Regions from separate parts of the Homo sapiens genome. Here all the other regions are linked to region 3. Evidence: chromatin contacts called from ENCODE Hi-C or POLR2A ChIA-PET data. All regions are on one chromosome and are shown on one strand. The core of a region is the stretch at or near the end of the contact, and the rest is flanking DNA. Distances in the headings are between cores, read along the strand shown. Region 1 overlaps PIK3AP1 (phosphoinositide-3-kinase adaptor protein 1). Region 2 holds the start of LCOR (ligand dependent nuclear receptor corepressor). Region 3 holds the start of PDLIM1 (PDZ and LIM domain 1).

Region 1 (3,753 bases), core at 935-3,434, 1.4 Mb before region 3:
CCTTCCAGGCTCAAGCGATCCTCTCATCTCAGCCTCTTGAATAGCTGGGACCACAGGCATGCACCATCATGCCCGGCTAATTAAAAAAAAAATTTATTTTGTAGAGATAGGATCTCACTATGTTGCCCAGGCTAGTCTCGAACTCCTGGACTGAAGCAGTCCTCCCCTTGTCCTCCCAAAGTGTTGTGATGACAGGCATGAGCCACCACACCCAGCCTGTTTTACTTTTAGTTAGGAATTTTGAAGAGAAAAATGATAGACTCTAGAGGAAGATGTTGGGCTTGCACTCAGATAATCCAAGTAGGGTACACTTCAAGTTAAGTTCGCGTGTACAGACCTGGTGGCCTTTTTCCTTAGCTTCATTAGGGTGATGTGATAAGTGGAAGCAACATGGTATTGGTTTGTGTTATTGCTGTAATGACTGCACCGTCACTCACTCGGGGTGGGCTAATACCTATAACGAGAGAACAGCTACTTATCACGGAGTCATATTTTGACTCTTGTCAAATTTAGGCTGATGTCTTCTTAGGTTACTACAATCTTTATGACAATCAGTAAGAGAATAAGGGTGTGTATTTCCAGATTACAGAAACTGGTTGAGCCACCTGAGGCAATTCACTTGGCCACTCTGTATCTATTTTTGTTCTCTTTAAAATGCTTATGGGAAAAATATGTTGACATCTCAGACATTTACAACCATGAAATTTCTTAATTCCAACTATGTGTGATTTTACATACCTTGCATTTCATTACTGGGTCTCGATCTAATATTTTTCCAAATCCTATCAAGGTATGGTAGTGTATTCACTTCAGCTAACAAATTATCCTTCACAATAGAATTTTAAATGAAACTTTAAATGCATTAATAATAACTTTCTGTTTATGGACATTAGCTCAAGTTGAGTCTTAGGAGTATATCACATTATACCATTATCTGTGTGGATATGAAGGAATGTATGTATTTAACATTTTACATGTACTGTTTACTATGGTCTGCATGAAGATTTATGCATGTGGGTTCATAGAAAGATAATGGGGGCAGAGGAAATGGGGGTAAATATGCATTACAGAATGGGTTTGTTAATTTCCCTGTTATTACAGGATGTTTTCGCAGCTTTTCAATTTGGTTTCCACCAGCCATTCACATGACCCAGAGTAGGTCTGAGATGGCCCAGGAAAGAGGATGATTTAATGCCTTAAATGATTCTTGATCTGCCCATTGGAGAAATTATTGAAACCACAATAGGGCTTGTCATATGGTCTTCATTCTGGGCAGAAAATTTTCAGTTTCAGCCAGTTTGGTAAAATTTAGACTGAAATAGGACAGTTGGTTTTCTAAGACACAGAAAAATTAACAAAATCAGTAATTGATCAAAATTGCCTGTTCTGTGGGGAAAAACTTGGGGACTTTTAAAATTTTCACTGTTTACGTTTAGAAAAACAATACTGGTCTCTTACTGACAATGTTTTATGTGTGGTAGATGCCTAGTAAATGGTGGTTGGATGGATGACTGGAGGAGTGAGTATATTCATGAGTTATTATCCATTTTCCTAACTCTTGGGACCATTTTGAATGTCCCAGTTGCAGAAAAGATGTCCCTCCCATGAGCATCTTATGTAGAGGCTTGATGCCCTTTGGATTGTCAACCATTTCCATGGAGCAAATTTGTCTTCGGTAACATAGGGTGTTTCTAAACAGAAAATTACTCTTCAAGTTCAAACAGGAGCCTACACAGCACATGTATTTTTCTGTGTCCATACTTAAAAATGTGCCAGATACAACAACCTGTCCCACAGAAGAATTAAGTATGCCAGTCTAGGAGCTAGTTAACAATTGGAATTGTTAGTTCCTTGGGATATGTATAGGTCTGTCTCTGCAGAGATTAAATTGGCTGTGTCTTTTTTTTTTTTTAAAGGAGAGCATAAAAGTGAGGCAATCTATAGAGTTTTGGAGGAAACCTCTAGAATTGGGTTAGTCATTTTGGGAATTCCTTGGTACTTTTTCTTCTGGGTTTATAACTTCTGAATATGTGCATCTTCTCCATCACCATTAAGAAGTCAGACCATCTTAGGTTCTTATTTAAGAAAATGCTGGTTGAATATGCCTATTTTGTCTACCAGCTTGCCAGTTTCACAGACTGCTGGTTTACTCTCCAACATCTGATAACACAGGAAATAGCGGGGGAGGCTGATGATGAAATGAAAATGCTCTACTTTTAAATTAGACTAAAATAAGTTTCTTTTTACATGTACAGCTAATGTTTGAGGCTGTAGTTGCAGTTAAAGCTTGCAATAAGATAGGAAGGACGTTCATCATAACTAGCAGATAGAATAATATTAGCACTAGCAGTTGACTCGGCTTTTAGAGCATGTGAAATGTGGGAAAACATTTCTGTTGCAGGATCTGGCATTTAGTATTCCAAACAGAACCAACCTGTTAACTTGTTCTGAACCAGGGTTTTCCTTTTATTTTCTAAAATTTTCTGAATATCCTTGCTCAAAGCCTGAGTTTGTTGCCAGAAAAGATCTCTGACTGTGATTGTGTTTTTGTGTTATAGATTTTTTTCTGGAAAAATGTAATGCTGAAATAACTGTATAGTTATTTGGCAGACTAAATATTTATTTTTATTTTGTAGTCACTTGAATTAGGAATCCCCGTAGGTTATAGAAATCCTTTAAAACAGTGTTTTGCCCTAGTCTTTCCCATGGTCCGGGGCATGCATGTGATTAAAACTTGCCCATACTCTGCAAAACAATCTAGCTTTAGAGTCTTTGATGGGGAAACAGAGGCAAGAAGCCATTGAGTCAACAAGATGGAAATATGGAATATGAACATTAGAAAAGGGCCAGTGCAGCACTTTGGGAGGCTGAGGCGGGAGGATTGCTTGAGCCCAGGAGTTTGAGACCAGCCTGGGCAATATAGCAAGACCTCCATCTCTACAAAAATAAAGTAAAATAATTATCTAGGCGTGGTGGCATGCACCTGTGGTCCCAGCTACTTGAGAGACTGAGGTGGGAGGATCGCTTGAGCTCAGGAATCCAAGACTTCAGTGAGCTAGGACAGCCCCACTGCACTCCAGCCTAGGCAACAGAGGGAGACCCTGAAAAAAAAAAAAAAAAGAAAGAAAGGAGGGAGAGAAGGGAAGCGAAGGGGAGGGGAAGGGAGGGGAGGGGAGGGAAGGGAAAAGGAAACTTTGGGATCATCTGGACTAATCCCTTTAGTTTAAAATGAACAAAGTAGGACCCAGAGGGGTTAGATGACTTGCCCAGTATTACACAGTTAGTGGCATAGATGAGACTGTAAATTTATGTTTATATTCATCAAATATTTATTGAGTTTATGGAGTGTCTGCCATGGGTGCAGCACTGTGCAAGATCCAGGGGAGACTTGATGAAAAAGTCAGATGCACCCCCTGCCATTGTGAAGTTTATGTGTCCTAGCAGGAGAGGGACACTAAACAGTGTTACCCTATTACTTAATGCCAGGAGTATCCAGAGGTATGAAGGATGCTCCCTTTGAATCATAAAGCAGACCTGAGATATCATGGGGGCCTCTTTGATAGGTCCTTACAGCATCCTTTAAAGAAAAAAATGACTGTCCTGAGCAACCATCTTGAAAAAGAGAAGAAAAGGCCCAGCTTGTAATTATGGCAAATGTTACATGCTTGGCTATTTAATGGTATCCTAGAGCCCAGGTTAACTATGGCTTTCAGGCAGGGCAGTCATTTTTTCATAGTAGTAATTAGGACTATC
Region 2 (4,043 bases), core at 161-2,660, 1.5 Mb before region 3:
CTGGTTCCCAAGAATATTCCCCTGGGGGAGAAGGGGCTGGAATTCTGGGCCTCCCCGAGGACTGGGCGTGGGGGACAGCGGACGACGAGAGGGCATCTCCCCACACACCAGCAGCACCGAAGCAAAGACGGGGAAGTAACAATGCTGGAGGACAGGAGAGTCAGACACAAGGATGGACTGGGGCTAGGGGGCGGCGGGCGGAGCGGAGACACCACACGGGCCACTTACTTTTTGGAGGGGGGTTAAATATATGAGTTAAGCCCTTATGGTCCCGCCGGCCGCCGCACAGAGGGAAACGGGACCTTGGGAGAGAAAAACAGACAAAACACACAGTGTGAGAGGCGCAGCTCGGCCGCCCGGCCCCTCCCGGGGCGCCCCCGTCCGCGCTCCCTCCGGCCCGCAGGGAAAAAGCCACCCGAGGGCGGCCCAAGGTCCGGGAGGCGGGGGGCGGACGGGGCATTCGGGCGAGGCTGCGGCTCCGGCCAATCCCCGGGAGGGGACGAGAGCGACCCCCGCCGGGGCTCCTCGGTCGGACCCGGTCCCACCCCCTCCTCCCGCAGCACGACACCGAACACAAATACGCACACACCGACCCGTGCGTCGAGGATTAACTCCCCGGCCACCGCCGCCCGCTGAGGAAGTGCAGCCGCTGCCCCCCGCGGCCATGACACCCCACTTGGCTCGGTCAGGCGCACCCGGGGACTGTGACAGCTCCAGCTCCCTCCGCCCCCATCTCCACCTCACGCTTCGCACACGCCCGAGCGCCGGGCGCCCGCCTGCAGCCCGCCGCGCGTGCACGCAGACCCGGGGGCGCGCCCCGCGCGTGGGGGAGGGGTGGCGCAGGAGGAGGACGGCGGCGGCCACAGCGCGGGTGGGGGCCGAGCACGCCCGCGCCCCTCGCGCCTCCCCCAGTACAGCGGCAGCGCCGCGAGGCGAGTCGCCACAATAAGCCGGCGGCGGCGCCGGGGCGCCGGGCCTGGAGCGGGAGCAGGGGCGGGAGCGGGGAGGGAGGGGAGCGAGCAGGCGGGGATGGAGAGCGGGAGGGGGAGGAACCCGCGCTCCCGCCGAGAGCCAGCCCCGGGGAGGCGCGCGGAGGGGAGGGGCCGGCGCGCGCTCGGCCGAGCAGGGGAGCCCGCCTGGAGGTCGCGCGCGCTCACACTCCGGGGGGTGGGGGAAGGGGGGACGCTCGAGCCAAAGAGGGCGGGCGGGCCGGAGCAGCAATTGCCACTTCCCCAGCTTCCTCCCTGGTCTGGGGCGACCGGCGGCGGGGCGGCCGGAGGGGCGGCGGCGGTCGGCGGAGGGTCTCACCTACACAGTGAATGAGCTTGTGGCGCCACGAATCCAGTTCTTGCCGAAAGCCGCGTCTCTCAACGGAGCATTGCTGCCGCCTACACACCCTCGCCATCTTCTGCCGCCCGCCCGGCCCAGCCTCCGCCGCGGCCCCGCGCACGCCCAGCCGCGTCGCCCGGGGCCGCGCACGCACCCGCGGCCCGGGCGTCGCGCCTCCTGCCGGGGGCGGTGCGGGGGCAGGGCCGGCCTCACCTCACCGTGGCCCCGGCGTGGCCCGGGGGCGGCCTGGGCCCGCTCACCCGCCCCGCGCGCCGCCCGCCGGGCTGCGATCCCGCCGTCCTTCTACGCGGCTGCCGCCGCCTCTGGCCGCCCGGGACGGCGCCTTCCCACAGCCGGAAGTCAGTCCCGCTGGCCCCGCGCCGCCTTCGCACTGTCCCCCAAGGCCACGGCTGCCCCCGCCCTCCCCGGGGCTTTTTGTTTTTTACGCCAGCCCCATTTATCACTTCCAACCTGCCTATCGCCCGGCACCAACTGTTGCAAGTTCCGTAATAACTGCTGCTATGAACTTCTCCGTCGAAACTGCTCCTCCCCAGAGCCTGTTTAAGAAGCAGAAATAAGAATAAATTCCCGGATGCCGGTGGATGCACTGACCTCTAAGATTTTCAAAGGTGAAGTGGATACACGTTATTAAGTCATTGGGAGACATCGCCAACATTGGGAAACCTAGTAAAAAGTGGAAATCGAGCGTTTTAAATAAAAAAAAAAAAAGGTTTCTACTAGCAAGACTGATCGTAGGCGAACTTCTCAAGGAATTTTGGAATATTGTGCCAAAGTGAGAATATTTAATATTTCCAAAAGTAGACTTAACTAGGAATACTTAAAGCAGAGACTATTGGAAATGCTTTAATTTGGGATTTCAGGAAAGGGCTTGAAGAGAAATATTTTATATGAGCAAGCCTCTTGGAATAATTGAATCACCTTAATTTTGTCACTGTTACTTCGAAGAGAACGAGAAGAGAGAAGATGGGAAACGAAAGGAGAAAGGGAAAAGAAATGGGGTGGAAAGAAAAAAGCAGAAGAGATCGCCCTATACCAGTAGGCCTAGTACCCTAGGATTCTGGCCTCTTTCTCCCACCTTTGGTGTTTAAGATTAAGGACAGTGCATTCCTGCTTTTAGAAATTTAAATTTAAGTTTGAAGACTTAATTTTAATTACTGTAGTAGGTAAAGCAAAGTCGTTAAATACTTGACATCAGGATCCCATTGGAGTATTGATTTAGGTCTTTTCAAAGGTGGTGGTCCTGGTTCTCTGCACCAGCCACTGGCGGAATGGCGGAATGGTGTATCTACCAATGAACAGATGGACTGGGTGGGCCTCGGGTACGGGTGGCTTGAGATGCAAATGCAAGGGTAGGAAGGCACCTTCCCCCCCACCACTCCCAGCCCACCCCGCCAATCTTAAAACATTGATCTTTATAAAATTCGCAAACGTCCCACAGGATTTCATTGGCTTAAGAGTATTGTCAAATGAAGACGCCAGGAAGTATTGAGTTTCTGGGTACATAATACTGTCCTGAGTGTTGAAGGAAGAGGACTAATACGAGATTTTAAAAAATGGCTGTGGACAACCATCCTTCAGGTGTGATGGCAGGACATCTTGTATCACCTGAAACTTCCTTTTTTCGCCGCTAGGTGGTGGGTGTGAGTCTTTTGCGGCCTTTAAGTTTCTACGGTGTTTGGAGGAAATACGTTTCAGTTTCAAATAAATGAACAACGTGTAACTCTAAGATGAGTAAATAATCAATGTGTTTTCCAACCACCCCAAGTTAATTTGTTTAAAAAACAATCAAACCAAGGGTAATAATTCCTCGACATAATCTCTTAGTCCCAGACATATGGATTCAGAGAATCCTAGAGGCTTCAGAGATCAATTTTGTAACTTAAGATATGAAATTGGAAGCCCAGACAAGTAAGGTGATTTGACCAAGATTACATAGTTGCTGGGTAGAGAAAGGGCAACAAAAGCCAGGAGACAAGTTTCCCAATTTCCAATTTAATGCTAGTTTTACTACTCTACTCTGAGTTCCAATTTCTGCTTCACTTATTTTGAGTTGGGAACTAACTCATGGTTGACCTATCACAAAGACCTATTTGGAAGAAAGGATAGGGAGGCAATAGTAACAGCTAATATTCATTGAGCACCTATTATATGTTTATCATTGTTTCATTCCATCCAGATAATAATGCTATGAGTATATATTTACCACATTTTCCAAGTTAGGGACACAAGACTCAGATGAGTTAAATACATTTGTCAAGATCACATAGCTACCAAATTCTAACTAAGATCTCTGTGACTCTAAACCCCTCTAAATTGTCTTACAAGTAGAAAGTTGGCTTGGCGCGGTGGCTCACGCCTGTAATCTCTGCACTTTGGGAGGCTGAAGTGGGCAGATCACTTGAGGTCAGGAGTTCAAGACCAGCCTGGCCAACATGGTGAAACCCCGTCTCCACTAAAAATACAAAAATTAGCTAGGCATGGTGGTGGGCACCTGTAATCCCAGCTACTCAAGAGGCTGAGGCAGGAGAATCCGTTGAACCCAGGAAGTGGAGGTGGCAGTGAGCCGAGATCGTGCCACTGCACTCCAGCCTGGGCGACAGAGCTGAGACTCCATCTTGATAAATAAATAAATAATAAGTAAATAAATAAATAGTCTTACAAGTAGAAAATAGACTCTGCAACTGGAGGATTCA
Region 3 (4,025 bases), core at 1,006-3,505:
TGCCCAGGCTGGGGTGCAATGGCGTGATCTCGGCTCACCACAACCTCCACCTCCCGGGTTCAAGTGATTCTCCTGCCTCAGACTCCCGAGCAGCTGGGATTACAGGCATGCGCCACCACGCCCGGCTAATTTTTGGTATTTTCAGTAGAGATGGGTTTCTCTATGTTGGTCAGGCTGGTCTCGAACTCCAGACCTCAGGTGATCCGCCCACCTTGGCCTCCCAAAGTGTTGGGATTACAGGTGTGAGCCACCGTGCCCGGCCCTCCACTTGGATTTCTAAAAGCAAACAAACTATTCCCAAACATAGGCATTTGTGCTGTCACACAATTGGACAAGCAAGATAATCTTTTTATGTGTAAATCTGTGCACAGGGCTCTTCAGTAGGTAGGCCAGGATCACAGGGAGACAGAGCTGCACAGGGAACAAACTCATTGAGCATGGGCTCTATGCCAAGCACTGTGCTGGGGCCTGGGTACCAGGATGAATGGGTGCCAAGAAAACTGCGAAGAAACTGGGCCCAGAGAGGGTAAGTGGTCCTGAGGATGGCCAATGTGTTATATACATTAAGTACTATGTGCCAGGCACTATTCTAGGCACTGGGGCACAGCAGTGATCTAAACAGATAAAAACCCCTGTCCTTATGGAATTAATGCTTAAGAGTGGGGGTGGAACAAATAAATATACAAAATATAGAGAATGCCAGATGGTGATACATACAAAAGAAAAAAATAAGGCAGGGGAAGGTAATAGAGCATTCTAGAGAGGATATCTTAAATGATGCTCAGAGATGACCTCAGAAAATGACATTTGCATTTTTTTTATTTTTTAGTTTTTGAGATAGGGTCTCACTCTGTCACCCAGGCTGGAGTACAGTTGCACGACCACAGCTCACTGCAGCCTTGACCTCTCCGGCTCAAGCCATCCTCCCACCTCAGTCTCCCTAGAAGCTGGGACAGGTGTGCCCCACCAAACCTGGTTAATTTTTATTTTTTTAAATTTTTTTGTAGAGACAGGGTCTTGCCGTGTTGCTGGGGCTGGTCTAGAATTCCTGGGCTCAACTGATCCTCCTGACTCAGCCTCCCAAAGTGCCGGGATTCCAGGCGTGAGCCACGTGTCCGGCCCCTAGAAAATGACAGAGAGTGGTGGGGATGTCTGGGAGAACAGCATTGCAGACAGGGCCCTGAGGCAAGGCCCTGAGTTAGGAGCAAGGAGCACAGCCTGGCAGACTGGGGGGCAGGTGAGGAAAGGGCAGGAGGAGTTGGGGTCAGAGAGGGAGTTGGGGCCATTCTAGGGGTGGCCTTGTAGGCATTGTAAGGATCTGGGTTTTCACTGGTGGTGAGGTGGGGACGCCATGGACAGCATGAGAAATGGTCTGGTCCGGCGTGGAGAATGCACTCCACCGGGAGGGCGTCAGGGGGAGCCTGGCTAGGAAGCTGGTGGGAGGCTGGGAATCCAGGTCCCGGACTCAGCTCTTCTTTTGCATTGACTTGGCCCTTGGCCCGCCCCAAACTTGAGGTTTGAACTGTTGAGGTCAGAACCTACCATGAACTCCAGCCTGGAGGAAAGATTTCTAGGAAGGCCTTGAAGTTCAGTTATAACCTGAGTGATGGTCTCATTAGCATTATAAAAGTTCCAGGATGGGGTTCTGCAGCACTGGGCCCGGGCAGTGGTCCAGATGCTGACGAGTGGTGTAGCGTCGGGCAAGTCTTCTCACCTACTGAGCAGACTCAGTTACTTCATCTGTAAAATGGGACTAAACGTCCCGGTTGCCTCAGCATCAAATGAGATCGTTCGAAAGCACCTTTTAAACATCATTACCGATTACAAAAAGCAAATGGGAAGTCGGAGCCGACCTCAGAGGGCTGACTTGGCACAGCACTTCAAATTTCTCGTTTTACAAAGCACGAGGCGCGAGTTTGTCTCGCTGTCAGGACCTGCTTCCCTCTCACCTAGCACCCGCCCCGGGCCCGAGAGCCGCGGTGCGGCCGTGCGTACAGGAGGGAGGGAGGCGGTGTGGGGTCCCGGGCAGAGCTGCTGAGAGCCCCGGCCCCGCATCTGACTCGCGCTCTCTCGGCGGGACTCCGGGCCAGGGCCCCCAGGCCGGCGCGCAGGGCGGGGAGCGGCTGCGGGCGGGAGGACGGGCGGGGCGGCGGGCGGCTACGCGGCCTGGGCGGAGCCGCCCCCGCCCTGGCCCTCGCGGTTGCCCTGCCCCCGCCAGCCCCAGGCTCCCCGGGCCCGCGCCGCGCCGCTCTTTCTCCGACAGCCGCCGGGGGTGCCCTGCAAGCTGTTCCGCGCGTCCTGCCCGTCTGTCCCCGCGGGTCGTCGCCCGCCACAGCCGCGCCATGACCACCCAGCAGATAGACCTCCAGGGCCCGGGGCCGTGGGGCTTCCGCCTCGTGGGCGGCAAGGACTTCGAGCAGCCTCTCGCCATTTCCCGGGTAAGAGCAGCTGGGACGTGCGTGGAAGCGGGGCGCTATGGGAGGTGATATGCGGAGACTGGGGCCCCGCGGGCGCGGTCGGGGACGGAGTCGGAACCGCAGCCGGGCGCGTCCAGGTGCGCTGTTAGTTGAGCGCTCTCCGCGCGCCCGGGCCCCGCCGCTCCCCGCCGCCCCTTCGCGGAGGCTGCGCTCCCGGGCTGGTCGGCCCGCCGCGGGCGCGCTCCGTGTCCGCCAGAAAAAAAGAAGGCAGTTTTCGTTCTTTGGCCCCGGAAGCGCGGCGGGGCGGGTGTTAGTTCTTTGTCAACCAGCGAGGGGACGAGGGTCCCCGCAGATCCCGCGCGCTGGGAGATGGCACTTCTCCCTTCTTCCCAGATCGCAGTGCAGCCGAACGCAACAGGAAAGACCTGGAAAGTGAGGTGGGGTGGGTGGGAAGTTTACTGGGGTGGGGGGCAAGTGGGATTAACCTAAAAAAACAACCGAAACACGCTCTTTGGACTTGACCCACGGCCGAGGCTCGCCCCTCGAATGGCTTTTGGAGAATGTGCTGGATTCGGGAAATAAACACAACAAACAAACTCAAGTAAACCCTCTTGGTCATTCTCCCCTCTGCAGAACGTGGCCCCGCCGTCATTCTTCCTAGCATTCCCAGATTATCTCTTTCCCCTCCCCGCACCAGCCCTTTTTTCTCAGGGCATGAGTAGATACTGCGATGGGGTGTCCACCTGGGGTGGGGTTGAGGTGCTTGAAATCTAAGAGGGGCTTCGGATCTTTAGAAGGACTCACGTTGAATCAGGGGCCACCAGAACCATTGCCCCCCTAATAAAGTGAAACCCCCAGGGAGACCCAGACTCAGTGTTCAGAGGTCTGGGCTTTGGCCATTTAATCTGGCCAAACACAGGTTGATGTCCCACTAAGAGATGTCACGTTCAGTGCTTGGGCACCAAGAAGAGACTCAGTAAGTACCTCGAATGAGGAAAGGGAGAAAAAGAAGTCCCCTTTCTCCCCACCCATGGCCACTCCTTGCCTGTAGGCGGCACATTCCATTCTTGGGCTCATCTGCCTGCTGAAGCTGCCCTTCAGCTTGTCTCCCAGACTTTCTAAACATCCTTCTTTTTCACTTGGGGTTGGGGGAAGGGTGGAGAAGAAAGGGAAATATCCTTATGGATCCTTTTGACTCAAGCTCCTGCGTCCAGCAGCTGAAGGAGTTTGGTGGGAGGTGCAGGAGAAGAATTGGTGGCCTCCTCTTGACTTGTCTGCCAGCCACAGTCCTACCCATGCTTCTTTCCCGGTTGGCCTGGCCCAGTGAGGAGGTCTTCTCTATCTCACCCCCCTAAAAGAGTAGGCGGGCCAGTTTTTGGGCCTTATCTTCCACCTGTTTGCCTCGTCCCACAGAGACCTCTGATTATTCTCAAAGGTACACACTGCCTTTCCAGCCACCAGCCTAATTCCTCAAGCGCAGGAACTGTGCCTTCCCCAGAATCGTCCCCGAGCCTGGTAGCAGACCTGTACCTGGCCGGGCTGGGTAAATCCTTGCAGGCTTATTAATAAATGCTTGTCCAGGGAGGACATTGTGTCTGCACATTTCAA

The links. A loop is a pair of places that touch in the nucleus more often than their neighbours do. ChIA-PET counts read pairs that join two places held with the same protein, here RNA polymerase II (POLR2A). Pooled maps may share reads with other maps.
Region 1: a map with no recorded cell type shows a loop between it and region 3 (7-fold over the local background). The contact joins the enhancer-like site here to the promoter of PDLIM1 in region 3. A Hi-C loop is called at or near these places in 4 of 37 single-sample maps with no recorded cell type and 2 of 50 pooled maps. POLR2A ChIA-PET finds 5 or more read pairs at or near these places in 1 of 52 experiments (OCI-LY7).
Region 2: a loop to region 3 is called in a pooled map, with 9 times the contacts of the local background. The contact joins the promoter of LCOR here to the promoter of PDLIM1 in region 3. A Hi-C loop is called at or near these places in 1 of 37 single-sample maps with no recorded cell type and 3 of 50 pooled maps. POLR2A ChIA-PET finds 5 or more read pairs at or near these places in 1 of 52 experiments (activated B cell).

Annotation. Positions count from the first base shown.
Region 1 is chr10:96,693,907-96,697,659 of GRCh38, reverse strand. The region is part of intron 2 of PIK3AP1 (phosphoinositide-3-kinase adaptor protein 1); the gene reads left to right. Among named protein-coding and RNA genes, the nearest start is that of PIK3AP1, 25 kb to the left of the region's middle. RefSeq lists a silencer at 2,102-2,151. Within about 2 kb of position 2,184, at least 5 of the 41 ENCODE cell types and tissues checked have a DNase peak (open chromatin) inside an H3K27ac peak, as active enhancers do; they include OCI-LY7, where a contact is called at or near this core.
Region 2 is chr10:96,829,665-96,833,707 of GRCh38, reverse strand. It overlaps LCOR (ligand dependent nuclear receptor corepressor), which reads right to left and starts at 1,410. Exons shown (of 8, transcript NM_001346516.2): 1 at 1,309-1,410; 2 at 229-302. LOC102723665 (a long non-coding RNA gene) reads left to right here and starts at 1,250. Exons shown (of 1, transcript NR_135921.1): 1 at 1,250-3,076. RefSeq lists enhancers at 1-170, 171-886, 887-1,601, silencers at 348-587, 628-687, 728-1,447, 1,458-1,507, 1,528-1,827 and a cis regulatory region at 2,863-3,062.
Region 3 is chr10:95,289,233-95,293,257 of GRCh38, reverse strand. It overlaps PDLIM1 (PDZ and LIM domain 1), which reads left to right and starts at 2,255. Exons shown (of 7, transcript NM_020992.4): 1 at 2,255-2,438. The coding sequence starts at 2,343. RefSeq lists silencers at 185-254, 1,898-1,977, 2,028-2,417, 2,468-2,567, 2,588-2,697 and an enhancer at 3,419-3,738.